2 separate regions of the Homo sapiens genome follow, and region 2 is linked to region 1. The links are chromatin contacts, found by Hi-C in ENCODE. All regions are on one chromosome and are shown on one strand. The core of a region is the stretch at or near the end of the contact, and the rest is flanking DNA. Distances in the headings are between cores, read along the strand shown. Region 1 overlaps LOC107986108 (a long non-coding RNA gene). Region 2 overlaps ALCAM (activated leukocyte cell adhesion molecule).

What was found. Hi-C counts contacts between places; a loop is a spot of excess contacts on that map. Pooled maps may share reads with other maps.
Region 2: a loop to region 1 is called in a map with no recorded cell type, with 2.3 times the contacts of the local background. The contact joins two enhancer-like sites. A Hi-C loop is called at or near these places in 8 of 37 single-sample maps with no recorded cell type and 2 of 50 pooled maps.

Annotation. Positions count from the first base shown.
Region 1 is chr3:104,715,658-104,718,738 of GRCh38, reverse strand. The region is part of intron 3 of LOC107986108 (a long non-coding RNA gene); the gene reads left to right. Among named protein-coding and RNA genes, the nearest start is that of ALCAM, 650 kb to the left of the region's middle. Within about 2 kb of position 1,423, at least 2 of the 41 ENCODE cell types and tissues checked have a DNase peak (open chromatin) inside an H3K27ac peak, as active enhancers do.
Region 2 is chr3:105,524,908-105,527,988 of GRCh38, reverse strand. The region is part of intron 3 of ALCAM (activated leukocyte cell adhesion molecule); the gene reads right to left. Among named protein-coding and RNA genes, the nearest start is that of ALCAM, 160 kb to the right of the region's middle. Within about 2 kb of position 1,473, at least 2 of the 41 ENCODE cell types and tissues checked have a DNase peak (open chromatin) inside an H3K27ac peak, as active enhancers do.

The DNA.
Region 1 (3,081 bases), core at 174-2,673:
AAAATCCTCTTCCCCAGGCTTTCAGAAATAAAACATGCACTATAGGGAGTATGCTTATGGATTCTGATCCAGTATTCATGAAGATCAGCTACTCTAAACCTAAAATGAATGAGAAAAAAAAGAAATATTAGCTCTGTAGTTATAAATCAGCCTTAACATAAATTCCTGTCTCACTAAAAGGTCGAAATACTTCTTATGAAAGTTGATAATCAAACAATTTGCGATGAGTTGTTCCTGGTTTAAAGTTTTACCACTTGAAAATGAAACATGCTTAAAATCAAGCAACTATGGAATTTAAAAATTGTTTGGAGTTTCTAGTGATTTCAGTAATGTTTATTGAGCACCTACTATATGCTAGGTGCTGTTTTAGGTATTGGAGACACTGTAGTGAACACGAAAAAAAAATGCAGACCCTATTCTCTTGGAGCTAGCATTGAAGATAGAGTTAAAATAAATTTTAAAAATTAAAGAAATAAAAATACAATAAGTGCTGTGAAAAAGAATAAGTTATATAAGAGAAAATGAAGAAAGAATGGTACATAATATGTGGTTGATAACTATTTTCTGAGATAGTATACATAAATGATCTCAGCTAAGATCCAAAGGCGAAAACAGTAGGCCTGTAGTTATCTGGGGAAGTATATTTCATACAAATGAAATGGGCTACACCAACTCTGAGGGAGGAGTCAGCTTAGCAAGTTTGAGAAAAAAAAAAAAAAGCTGGTATGCCCAGGGATGAGGTCAGAGTAGATAAGGGAGTATGAAGCCTATATGCTATATACAAAAGCTCAGATTTTATTTTTACAGAAAGAGGAAGGCTCTGAGGATTTTTAAGTAAGAGAGAAACACCATCTGATTCATGTTTTGAGTAGATGACACTGGCCACGCGAGGTAAGTAAAATCAGAGGGAACACAAGGGAGCTGATATCACAAGCCTCTGGTAGAAAATGAGGTTCAGAATTGGAAACAACGTTCACATGGGGCCTTACAATTCATTTTAAAAACTTTTTACTTTCAGTCTAATGAAACTGAAAGCTATTGGAAAGTTTTTAAGAGAGGAACTATAGGTCGGGCCAGGTGACTCAGGCCTGTAATCCTTGCACTTTGGGAGGCGGAGGTGGGTGGATTGCCTGAGCTCAGGAGTTCGAGACTAGCCTGGGCAACACAGTGAAACCCTGTTTCTACTGAAAATACAAAAAAATTAGCTGGGCTTGGTGGCGTGTGCCTGTAATCCTGGCTACTTGGGAGGCTGAGACAGGAGAATCGCTTGAACCTGGGAGGCAGAGGTTGCAGTGAGCCGAGATCGCGCCGCTACACTCCAGCCTGGGTGACAGAGTGAAACTCCATCTCAAAATAAAAAAAGAGGAACTATAGATTTTGTGGTTTTTAAAGGCTCACTGCCATGTGGAGAGTAGGCTGAAGGGGCTACACAGGGAGACCTGCCAGGAAGCTACTGCAGCATGCAGGTGAAAGTGGAGGTAAAAATGGGGGTACTTAGAAGCCACTTGATTCCATGTATATTTTGGAATTAGAGACAAGAGGATTGCCTGAGAAATTAGATGGAAGACGTAAAAACTAGAGGTGTGTCAAGAATGACTTCTAGGTTACCTGACTTGGGCAACTGGAAGGGTGGAATAATCATCAACAGAAAGGAGAAAGGTCATGGGTAAAGCAGGTTTGTGTAGAATGTTAGGAGTTACATTTTATTTGTGTTTAAGACATGTGCCTTAATTACCATGTGCATGGTGTTTTGCTCATGAAATTGACGAATAAGAGAAAATAGTTCGAGTAGGCTAGTTATGGCCCTGCGTCATATTGCTTTACTGGGTTTAGTATAATAAAATAGAGCAGATTTCACCGTAAATATAGAGCCTCTTCCATGATTGTAATCAGTTGCCTCAATATTGATTATATTTAGTTTCTCATGTCAAAGATGTGTATATATGCATCCTGAGTGATGTAGTAACTTGATTTCTAAAATCCTGAAATTTAATAGCCATAGCCTGTGAAATAAAATTTATATCTACCAATGTTGGGCATATGGTGAATATAGCGAAATTAGTCATTTATTCACTATCAATGTATATGCAAAATCACATTACAATTTTCTCTATGACATCTAATGAATGACCTTAATATTCTAAGGCATTTCATTGTGTGCATAGCATTGACTTTCTATTTTATATATTTTTATATATTCAAACAATATAAGTAGTTTGAATGCAGATAATGATTTTCACTGGGGAAGGGAATTTTCAAATATGAATAAGTGCTTTAAAGGAATGAAATTAAAATCTTTGGAATCAATGCATCAAGGAATGAAATTAAAATATTGATTTGCCTTAGATTTGCAAGTTGAGCTTCAATCATTATTCTTGAAACAAATCATTCACAGTATGATTTATCATTATAGTGATATACTCTGTCAGTATTGTTCCCCTTACTCTGCCATAAAATATTTCTACACAGACCTAATGCTTGTTAAATTATACATGAATATTCCTTTTGACTTCCTGTTTTATTAGATATGGAGATGATTCAATTATAACATATTAGCTTGGAGCGAAGCAGCCATATGGTGCACATTCTACCTTGAGATAAGTAATTCTGGCCAACATGTTAATTTATGTTTTTCTACATATACTCTCTACTTAAAATCCATCTATTAGATAAACAAACTTCAAGTAACATATAGAAATCTATTGACTGGGTTAAGTTCAGTTCAGCCAAGTAAAATGTCAGAAAATTTAATTAAAGCTTATCTACAACAATGCTGTCAAGTGAAAAAAACTGGATCCCAGAACCTCACAAAACAGAAGTTCTGATGAGATTTGCGGTTCTTCTTTATTTTTTTTTTCATGACTTTTGGATATTCTAAACACAGTTTTCTGTGTCTTTTCTACAAAGATCAAGCACAGAATGGCATGATAAAAATGAAAGAGAATTAATAGTGATTACAACTTATGGATCTGAAAGGGTTCCATTCATTGTTTCAGCACACTTGATTTACGCACTTCAGAATGGAGAACATTGAGTAGGCATGGTCTGTATATTTCTATTTATGTTATGCTTATTGCCATG
Region 2 (3,081 bases), core at 224-2,723, 810 kb before region 1:
AATAATCAAAATGAAATATCTGGTGTAGATCTCATTGTTAAACAGAACATTTTCTGCTTCCTCCCCCCTCAATGCCCCCCAAAATTTTACTTTTAGGTTGAATGACTTTTAGGAGGAGGGTGAAAGCAAAGACACTTAATTTTGATAAAGCAGTCAGAACAGTATCCAAGTGGGAGGAATCCAAATAAAAGCTCTGAAGTACCTCTGTGTGAAGCCACTAAACATGGCCTATCATCATCATAAGACCTGGTCCATATGTACCACAGAGCAGACTCTATGTCTGCAATACCACAGAGCAGCACCAGAGTAGACTAGACTTGCAATTAGCACAGGGTGTGGTTTTCAAATTTTTTTTAGAGCTGGAGCAACTCCTCTGTTTTCTTTTTTTTTTCATGAACAAATTATCATGAAAAACTTTGAAATGTTGAAATAGACTGAAGCCTCACTAATCAAGTAGAAATAGCTCCTTACCTTCCTCAACTGTCTTCATTAACTCATGAACAAGATCCTAGCATCAGAATGGGAAAACCTCCCGTCTCATCCAAAGTATTCATTTTACTGATGAGGAGTGAATCTTAGCCCCAGACTGGTGAGGTGACTTGCCCAAAGTCAGAAATTAGCAGCAGATCTCATAAAGTAAGTTCTCCTGGTGACCCGCTCAGTGACTGCTCCATCTCACCAACAGCCTTCTGGCTCTCTGGGTACCCATTTGACTTCTAGACCTTTTTCACAATCACTAGAACGAATCTTTGGGCACCTTTAAAGGCTGACACTTGCTTCTGAATGGTTTTATTAACCTCAAATGTGCACTAAATAAAAACACAGTTTGATTTTGATGCCATTCAACTAAAAGAAAAAAGCTGATTAGTGGTGACTAAGAATGCCACTTATTTGGATTTGGGCTGATTCATAGGTATGATTTCTTGCATATGAGGAATAGCTTAAAATTAAACAAGCAAACCTGCATTAAAGATAGCAAGGTCATTTGCCAGGGGCTGTAGTTAGAATAAAAACAATTTGACTTAGCTCATGAGGATGGCAATCAGCAGCAGCCTGATCTGAGACTGGCTCCCATTAACCACACTTGATTCTATGGTACACGGTGCACGTTGCTAAGTGATTCAACAGAGGGAAACAGAGGACTGATTGATGGGCTTAGTAACTCTTAAGTGACTGCAATATACACATGCAGAGAATGAAAGTCTCCCTGTCACAGCTGCTTTTTGCTTCACAGAAAGTGACCCAAAGTAAATTCATTGAAAACAAAACAAAACAAAAAAACAAACCAAAGCCCCTATATGTTTTTTGTAAACATTGTCTTTATCATAAGCTTTGCTGTTCATTTTACTGGATTTGGAGGGTCTCACGATTTCTAGCATAAAACACCATTTTCAAGAGTGTGTAACTTGTCTATGTAAATTCTCCCTGGCCCACAGCCTGGAATGCAAATTCTGTTTCTGAGAATCACTTTGTTTTCAACAACATCAAAAAGAGAAGGGAGTAGGGGGGTGTTGGCGGTAGGTGGGGTGTGAGTTTGTTTTCACAATAATAGAAATTCCCTGTATTCCAAATCAGCTGATAAATTTTATTGAATTAGGCCAGCTGAATTTTTTTCAGATTTCTGAAAAAATCAGATTTGGCCTGATTTACAGGTATGATTTCTTGCATATGAGGAATAGCTTAATGTTTTTTTTTTTTTTTTACAAAATGTTTTGAAAACTGTCACAAATAATTCTTCCAAATGAAACAAACTGAATTTTCTCAACTCCCTTGTATATTACCATCTCAGTGTAGGAAAATTTTAACACCTTAAAAATGAAACCTGACAATGACAAATTAATACATATAACCATTAGAGTGCTGTGACTTAACCTCTGTAGCTACTGTGGTCCATTTTTGATGTCTGGTTATATTATGACATTATAACTATCACCAAAAAACTTTTTGATTACTCGCTTTAGAAAAGTGTCCTGAGCAGTGCACTATTCATCTTTCTAATAACATGAAAGTGAAATAGAAGAAAAGAAAAAAATACATGGGCCACTGGCAAATGCAGGATGCAGACTATTTGGGATGTTTTATGGAAACAGGCATGACTGCAAACACTTGGTTTGCACTTGGTTTGATTCATACAACGATCGAGAAGTGTGGATGGTTTCTGGAAAGTGCCTTCTAAGCTGAAAGGTAATCAACTGAAACATGTAATATGCTCTTACAAGGTTCTTCTAGGGAACAAAGGTTTCCTTTGATAGTATAAGCATGCTTTGAATCTGCATCATGAGCCCATAGGAGCTTTGAAGTCCGTATAAATACTTGAGGGACAGACCTACTTAGTTGCATAGGCTATTACAAGAGAAACAGGAAAAATCCATAGTTACTTGCTGTAGTTGGAAGGCCCTCTGGGTTTCCTTCTTCCCTATTTATTTTAATAATTTCTAAGCGCTGTCAAGTTATCAGAAAGCAGAGGGGAAAAAGTTGTAAAGTGAAACCTTCTTCCCTAATTAAAAAAGACTGAAAGACTGGCATTCTGAAACTTTTGAGACCTGTTTCGTTCCCTGTAGTGTCTAAAATATTGTGAAGTAATAGAGGCGGGACTTTTTATTTGAGTTTTAAAAGATGAAATACTTTAATTATAACTTCTCAAGTCATTCATTTGCACAGTTATTTGCACAGTAACATTAACTATATGCTATCATTAGGCAAAGTAATTTTGTCATAGTGACTATAATTATTCCAAGTTTCTTCTACAATTTTCTCTTCTTCCATCACTACTCTACTTTCTCCCCTTGGTGTATCCCACATAAGCATTCAGGGTATAGTGAGTTTTTTTAATTTTAGGACAATTTTCTAAAGCAAGTGAATACTTTTTGAAATCTAAATCAATAACCAGTCAATAAAGGTCAGGATGGAAATGTATCTATATCTCTAATATATATAATATATAAAATATTTGTATGTGGATATATATGGGATATTTATATATGTGGATATATATAAATGGAAAATTTATACCTCTGTTAAAATATAGTTTGAATTTGCTTATATTTTTTTATTATGCAGCAAAATGGCAATTTCATTTGG